Regions from separate parts of the Mus musculus genome. Here region 1 is linked to region 2. The links are chromatin loops, found by intact Hi-C in ENCODE. Cell type or tissue: heart. All regions are shown on one strand.

What was found. Peaks named below come from ENCODE experiments on the same cell type or tissue, not always from the same donor. Only the 100,000 strongest peaks of a DNase experiment are listed, where the experiment ranks them.
Region 1: a loop joins it to region 2, with 6 times the contacts of the local background. A loop is called at or near these places in 3 of 42 quality-filtered maps.

Annotation. Positions count from the first base shown.
Region 1 is chr4:3,676,179-3,680,178 of GRCm38, reverse strand. It overlaps Lyn (LYN proto-oncogene, Src family tyrosine kinase), which reads right to left and starts at 2,058. Exons shown (of 13, transcript NM_001111096.1): 1 at 1,815-2,058. It overlaps Gm42250 (a long non-coding RNA gene), which reads left to right and starts at 2,071. Exons shown (of 5, transcript XR_881076.3): 1 at 2,071-3,366. In heart, no CTCF peak of the experiment used is centred here; DNase peaks (open chromatin) are centred at 1,188, 1,658 and 2,068; H3K4me3 peaks cover 2,021 bases; H3K27ac peaks cover 1,642 bases.
Region 2 is chr4:3,748,933-3,752,932 of GRCm38, reverse strand. All of the region lies in intron 8 of Lyn (LYN proto-oncogene, Src family tyrosine kinase), which reads right to left. Among named protein-coding and RNA genes, the nearest start is that of 6330407A03Rik, 36 kb to the right of the region's middle. In heart, no CTCF peak of the experiment used is centred here; a DNase peak (open chromatin) is centred at 1,762.

The DNA of each region.
Region 1 (4,000 bases), 73 kb after region 2:
GCAAACAGTGCCTACAACACACCTCCTGAGCTCTCTTCCTCCACATCTACTGTCCTCTTCAAGGCTCAGAAAGTTACTCCACTTACATATAGCCCAAACGGATCATAACCAAGGCTCTTGGGAGCTGAATTTTTAAAACAACAAAACCCCCAAATCACCCTGCCTTTCTCCAAATGAGGACCTGGATAGGCAGCAATCCTGAGGGGAGGAGAGTTTCATTTCACTTAAGAAGGGCCCAGGAAGCCGGGCTTGGTGGCGCACGCCTTTAATCCCAGCACTCGGGAGGCAGAGACAGGCAGATTTCTGAGTTCGAGGCCAGCCTGGTCTACAGAGTGAGTTCCAGGACAGCCAGGACTATACAGAGAAACCCTGTCTCGACCCCCCCCCCCAAAAAAAAAGAGAAGGGACCAGGAAGTTCCTGAACCCACAGGGCATAGCCTATTTCCCTAAAACATGTTATGGGTGTTAACTCCACAGAGAGAAAACACCCTACAGATAGCCGAGCTTCGGAGCAAAGAGTCCATCGTCTTCCACGTTAGGTCTTAAGATCTCTTGAACTGGGGGAATCCCAGGAACCTCTGAGGCAGCACAGCACACGTTTCAGGTGTTTTATTAGATAGATTTTCAAGTCAGCTAGCTCACTCAGACATGTGGTCTCGGGTTTAAAAATCGCCAAACTGCCAACCACCAAAGGCCTCCGATTTTATAGATGATCAGTTGTACCAAGTAACTTTCATATAACATTATATTCATATAATGTTCAAGGACCTTCAGTGTACTAAACCTATGAAGTAGGTTCATAGTCAATCAGGCGGAAACCCAAACCGGGAACTTCAATAATTCGCAGTCACTGAGAGAATGCAGGGCCTAGATTCCCACCTGGATTCTGAACAGCAAAGAAGTTGGGCGGATTAGCATAATTAACAAAAACACCGGTACTCCAATAAATAAAGAGACAACCACAAGCACCCCAAGTAGCGGGGACTATTGGGAAAAAAAACAAAAAACAAAAAACACTACACCAACAGCATAGGGAAGTCACTATAGTCAGCCAAGATAAGGCAGGCAAGTGGGAACTGTCGCACACACCCTTCCCCCATTCAGAAGGAAAGGCATCCCTGAATTCTTAAAATAACTCTAGCTTCCTCTTGGCCAAGGCGTTGGACTACTCCTCTGCGGGCTGACAGAAGTCGAGCTACGCGGGAGGTCAAGCTACAGCCTCTGTGGCAGCCGTTCGACGTCACCACCTTGCCTCGAGTCAACAGGGACCTCAGCTGTCAGCCAACCTTAGAGAGGGGCTGGGTTCAAACCCCCCTTCTCATCCCTGGGGACTCAAGGTCCGATCTGGACACTAAATACTGGATCCCAGATGACTCCCTCTGGAATCCCCACCGCGCTCCCTTTCGGAGTGGACTCAGGCCACTTCTCTCTGCCAGGCAAGAGAAGCTGGAGAGGGGCATGGGAGAGACTTGACGCCAAGGACCCAGGGGCGCCCACCCTGTGCGCACTGCCCACCACGCCTCCGCGCCGCTCCGCTGCGGACACCTGCGGAGTCGCCGCCCCCGCGTCCCCGCTCGATCGCCCCGGCGAGTCACAGTCTCCCAAGGCTGAAGGAGTCTAGATGCTCTCGCCACCCGGGGCCAGCGCGAGCGCCACCAAGAAGCAGTGCGCGACCTCTGCTGCGGGCGCCGTGGCTGCACCGAAACCCGGAGTCCCAAGCCAAGAAAGCGACCTGTGATCCGGTCTCTGACCCAGCCCCGGTCCCTGCCCGGTCCACCCTACGCACCCACCCTGCGCTCAAGCCCCGGACTTACTCGCTCGTGGTGGAAGTTTCGGGGCGGCGGAACTCCACGGTGACTTCGGTTAAAAGCTGTTCACGCGACGGGATAGCCCTGCGGGGCCCGCCTGGGAAGCAGCTGCGGGCCGGTGTCTTAGGACGCGTGACCGGGACTTGCGGGCACACTGCTCGGGGAACAGTGCCCGGCCTGCAGCAACCTATTAGCTGCAGAACGTTGGCCGGGAGGCGCCCAGGCCCGGCTCGGTGGGAGAGGAACTGGCTGTCGCTGGGCTCGGCCGAGAGGTCCCAGCTACTTCCTGGTGCTCGAATTTGCATACTGTGCTGGGAGGGCGGGGAAGTGACCGTTTGGTTCCTGTCCAAGGTTTGGTATTTGGTGTAGCCATCGCTCAGGGTTTTACAAGCAAACAGACTTTGGAGACCCAGACCGCAAGTTGGGAGAGTGGCGGTAGCCTCGGAAACAACATTCTCCCCAGGGCTGCGTGGAAGATCTAGGGGTTCTCGAGGGTCGTGGAAAACGTTCACCTTACTTCACTGTTCCTTAGGACCCAACTCCTCAATGCACTGTGTCTTGGGAGCAGAAGCAGCACTCTCTGTGTGTGTTTGGAGCTTCCAGAGAGAAAAAAACCGGTATCAGCGAGTAGATGTTTGGAGGGTATGGCGAGGGGGAATCTTTGCTTTAACAATCAAAACATCAAATTCCTTAAAGGTGTACAAGGAGTGCTGAAGATATTCACTGGAATGAGGAGTGGGAACTCGCTATGGAGTTAAAGGGCATGCCAATAGCTGAAAGCTTCCAGGAAAATGGAGCTAAGACTACTTATCAAGAACTGTCCTCTGTAGCAGGCTCGCATTGATTAGCATGTGGTCCTGGTAACATTACTGCATTCCTAACAAATGCTGTGTCCTTGTGTTCCTATGTGTACACAGTACTTGGCATACTGTAGGTACATAACCAGTGTGTGTTGTAAGATTGCTTGTTCAAACCAAATTTTGACTTGATAAATGCCCCTTACTGAACCAAGATATGCAATTAGCCTCAGTCACTATGATACCCACTTATGCTAATCTGACTTCTGTTTTCTGGGATTCCCTAATTGCAGTTCAACAGGTCAGAACAGGTACCTTGTAACAAAGTCCAGTACAGCTGTCATTTGTTACTAATGAAGGAAGACTAACATTTGTGAGCACACTGATTCACCAGTTTTGTTGTTTTTCTTTTCTTTTTTTCAGACAGGGTTTCTCGTTGTAACCCTGGGTGTTCTAGAACTCACCCTGCAGATTATGCTGGGCTTGAAACCAGCAATCTGCTTCCCAAGTGCTGGAATTAAAGGTGTGCACCAGCATTTCCTGGCCCCTCCATTTTTCAGTCAACCAGGGACTATGAAGATGGTGCCAGAGATTATAATGGAGCTGAAAAATCTGTATCACTTAGTGGTGTCGTAGCTGTCATAGCTCTTTCAGTGTGACAGTGCAAGACAGATCTACAGCGTTTGTGATGATGCTGATACCAACAAGTCCTCTCTACCGTTGTGGACCATGACTCCTGATTGCATCAAAAAGGACATAAAGTGAGTGACCTGGAGCACATAGGTTTAAGTGAGTGTACGATGTCTACCAGAAGACGAAATCACCAAAGAGCATGCTTCTTAGAGTGCCCCCATCACTAAGCCACAGGAATAACTCCTCAAACAAAAACAGTAGGAAGGTGGTTATTCCTATAATGAACAGTGCTACTGTCACTGTCCTGCTGAAGAGTAGCCAGTGTGTTAGCCTGGGAATCTGTGGTGCATATGAACTGTTATCTGTCAAGTATCGTATAGAACAGTGTAGTTTAAAACCTGTTATCCCAACCCTCTTGGGAGTGTGTGTGGGGGGGGGGGGCGGGGGGGAGTTTGAATGACCCTTTCATGGGGATAACAGGAAAATACATATATTTAAACTGTGGTTCATAACAGTGGCAAAATTACAGTTATGAAGTAGCTATGAAAACAACTATAAGGTTGAGGGTTCCCACCACATGAGGACCTGTATGAAAGGTCCACAGTGTTAGCCAGGGTGGGAACCACTGCTTAGGAGGAATTCACCATCTGAGAATTCATGTTCTGGGCTTTTCTGAATGACCTCTTCAATACACTGGCTGTAAGTAATAACACTCTTACATTGAGCCCCTGAAGTCTTGGCTAACTCACTTCAGCAGGACAG
Region 2 (4,000 bases):
TTCTATATTTGTTGCATCATATACAAACAACACTATACAGCAACGAAGATGCATTAAATGTTCTGGCACCCCAAAACATGGACAAATTCCTTAAAGTGTCTAATAAAAGAGACAAGAAATAAGGGAATACATTCAGCATAACCCATTAATATTAAGCCCAGACAAAGCTGGACTATTCTGTTTGATACATGCTGTACCATACATAAAAGTAGTCAGAGTATATATAAAAGGCACTGCAGTACTGCCTGCATGCACACGTTCTACTTCCAGAACCCTAGGGGGAAAGTCAGGGAATTATGACAAAGGTCAGAACAGCAGCTGTTTGGGGGCAGGTGAGGCTGTGGTAGAGAAGGGACAAGAGGATCTCTAGGATCTGACAAGTTTCTTCTGTGGACTTTGTAATTACTTTTTACTATCCTTGCCATAGCTTTTCTGTGGACTTGTTACATCCTCTAGAATCAAAGTTAAAGAAACAAAGTCACTCCCACTCATCAACCCGAGAACAATGGAGCCAGGAAACTGTTACATCCTTTGAAATGATGAAAAATATGCTTTCCAGAGGCAGAGCAAAAGTTGCCAGGAAATACTGCAGCTGCTAAAGGCATTGAAAATGCTGATAAGGAATTTGGATTCAGCCATGACTTAACAGCTGTGTCTGCAGCTCCAGAACACCAGCAGACCCCACCAAAAGCCAGTCATTTGAAGGTTCCATTAGAGTCACAGGCATTTGTATTGTTGCTCTAGATAGATTAAAAAAAAGGCAGGATAATAAAGAACTTCTGTGGAGTGACACTTTGTCACAACAAAAGAAAACATTAACTTGAGAAAGTTTCAATTCTAGCAATTCCTGGCTTGCTAAAAGGTATACATATACCAAGGGATGGAGAGTTACCTCAGAAAAACTTAATTGATTTGGGAAGTTGGCTGATGACTAGTTTTCACTAAATTGCCTCTAAATAAGAATGTATCAGCTTGAGAGATGATTTAGGGGGTCAGGACCCTGACTGCTCTCCTAGAGCCATAGGGTCTGTTCTCAGCACCCACATGGCAGATCACAACCATCTGTAACTCCAATTCCATGGGCTAGAAGCTCTTTTCTGGCATATGCATAGTGAACATACATGCACACAGTGAGCACTCATAAACAAAAAATAAAAACAAATCAATCTCTTAAAAAAAAAAAAGACAGCCAGGCAGTGGTAGTGTGTGCCTTTAATCCCAGTGGTTAGGAGGCAAAGGTAGGTGGAGTTCTGGGTTCAAGGCCAGCCTGGCCTGCATAGTGAGTTCCAAGACAGCCAGGCCTACATAGTAAGACCTGTCTCAGAAAACGAACCAACCAAAGTTTTTTTTTTTTTAAACAGATTTATTTATTTATTTATTTATTTATTTATTTATTTATTTATTATAGTAAGTACACTGTATCTGTCTTCAGACACTCCAGGAGAGGGTGTCAGATCTCGTTACGGATTGTTGTGAGCCACTATGTGGTTGCTGGGATTTGAACTCAGGACCTTTGGAAGAGCAGTCAGTGATCTTAACTGCTGAGCCATCTCTCCAGCCCCCCAAATCAAAGAGTTAATCAAACAAAACTCAATTTAAAATTTTCACTTCTTAAAATAAAGCCTCCCAGAGACCAAGCTCTAGGAAGTCTCTTCCTCTCCCTCCTCCCTGTCCAGTCAGATCTCTGGGAATATTAACAACACAGAGGGGAAACAAGGCACCCACAGCAGATGCACATATCACACAAACAAGAGGAAACAGCTTGAGGCAGAGACAACTTTCGCTTTTTATCCCAACAGCCTTCTTCCTGCAAAGGGCAGGTTACAGCTGAGAATCTCTTCCCTGTGTTTCAGATCTTCTAATGTGAGAGGCAGTCTGTGAATAACACATTATGATTAACAAAAGTTATAATTTACTCACTTAACAATGATATAATTTTAATTGGCTGGATTTTGTTTTGTACCCATGTGAAAAACTACTTCCCATGTTCCTTGAGGATGAAAAACTAAACCTGGGGGCTGGAGAGATGGCCCAGTAGTTAAGAGCACTTGTTGTTCTTCCAGAGGTCCCATACTCAGCACTGACAGGCACTCACAACCATCTGTTAGTCCTGCTGAGGTGGTGGGGGTGGAAATCCAGTGCCCTCTTCTGACCTTCTTAAGTATCAGACATTCAAAAGTTCCACAGACATACATGTAAGGAAACATTCATACAAGTAAACAATTCAAACAATTAAAAAAAAAAAAAAACAAAACCAACCAACGATATCTGGGCAACTTTATAGTCTCACTGAGAGACAGGCTCAGATGGGTGGATGGAGGTGTGAAGATGCCCAGAGGGGTGAGGCAGGGCACCTCTGACGGCTGACACTCACAGCACCTGCACCCACTCACTCTTCTTTTGGCTTTGCTCCCAGTGCTTGCTACCTGCTAAAGTTCAGCAGGATGAAATCTTCCAGGTGCTGCGGTGATGCCAAACTCACATTCAGGTCATATTTTCTCTTTCTTGTTCTTCCTCCCCTGCCCTTTCCTCTCATTCTCTCCCTCCCTCTCTTGAAAACATAATTTATAAACAACTAGGCTTCATTTTGGCTCCTATCACCTAGGAGTCCTAGGCAGGGGGATTGATATGAGCTCAAGCTCAGCTTGGGCTATGTAGTGGATTCTGGACAAGGCAGGGATAGACAGCAAGACTGTCTCACAGATGAATGAATGAATGAATGAATGAGTGAAACTATTGATGTCAATATTTTAGTAGTGATATTTTGCAAGAATTTCATGAGATATTATTCAGGACTGGATAAGTGGTACCCGGAAGCTCACAATATTGTTTATTTCACATACAAGCTAGCATTGTTGAAACAGAACTCATATGTCATGCTATTTGTCCATTTCAGGCATACAATTAGTCATAGTTGTGAAGTTGTTACTATAAACTACTTTGAAAGATTTCCATTAATTCTTAAAGAGTTCCCTCAGCAGCCAGGAACCTACTTTGCCTGTTCTGGGCATTTCACATTCTATGAGTACATGGAATGATACCCCTCCCCAGCCATGTGACCAGCTCCTTCTGAGGGGTCATCTACATTACATGAATACCAGTTTTTATTCTATGGCTATAACAATTGTTGCTTATACATTATTTTTTTGGTAAAGATTCGGGTTGCCTTTCCTTTTGTTTTTTTTTTTTGTTTGTTTGTTTTGTTTTGTTTTTTTTCAGACAGTTTTGCCATGCAGCCCAGGCTGGCCTCAAATTTAAAGGTCTCCTGCTTTATTCTCATAAATGCTGGGATTCTACACCATTTTCCTGTCTATTATGAGAAATGCAGTCATGAGTGTTCCTGTTCAGGCTTTTGTGGGGCATATTCCTTCACTTCTGTTCCTCTCTCTCTCTCTCTCTCTTTCTCTCTCCCTCCCTCCTCCCTTCCTTCCTCCCTTCCTTTCCACCCCCCTCTCTTTCTCTTTGTTAATTGAACTTGTTTCTTAACTTTATTGCTATTTTACTTTGATCTGGCATTTCTCTCCTTTTTTTTTAATGTTATTTTATGTGTCTGGGTGTTTGGCCAGTATGTATATCTATACATAATTGCATGACTGGTACCAAGGAGACCAGAATGAAGGCATCAGATTCCCTGGAACTGCAGTTACTGACAGCAGAGAGTTGCCCCATGTGCTAGGAGTTAATCCAGGTCTGCTAGAAGAGTATTTAGTGTTCTTTCACCTCTGATATTTCCATCTCTCCAGCCCCTTCTGTGTTCTTTCTTACAATCATATTGAATGCCAATTATCTCAAAAAATATTTATAGAAACAAAAAGGTCCTAAGCCTGAGTGTAGCTTTCACTGAGTTGAGACTTCAAGTGTTTGCCCAGAGTGTGAGGATGAGAGATGGATGTGAGAGGAGAGAGGATTTGGGCAAATACCCATGTTCCTATCCTGAAAGGAAGTATTGAGTTCCACATCTGATGCAGCACTGAGCAAGCATCAAAGCAGACAGAGTTTG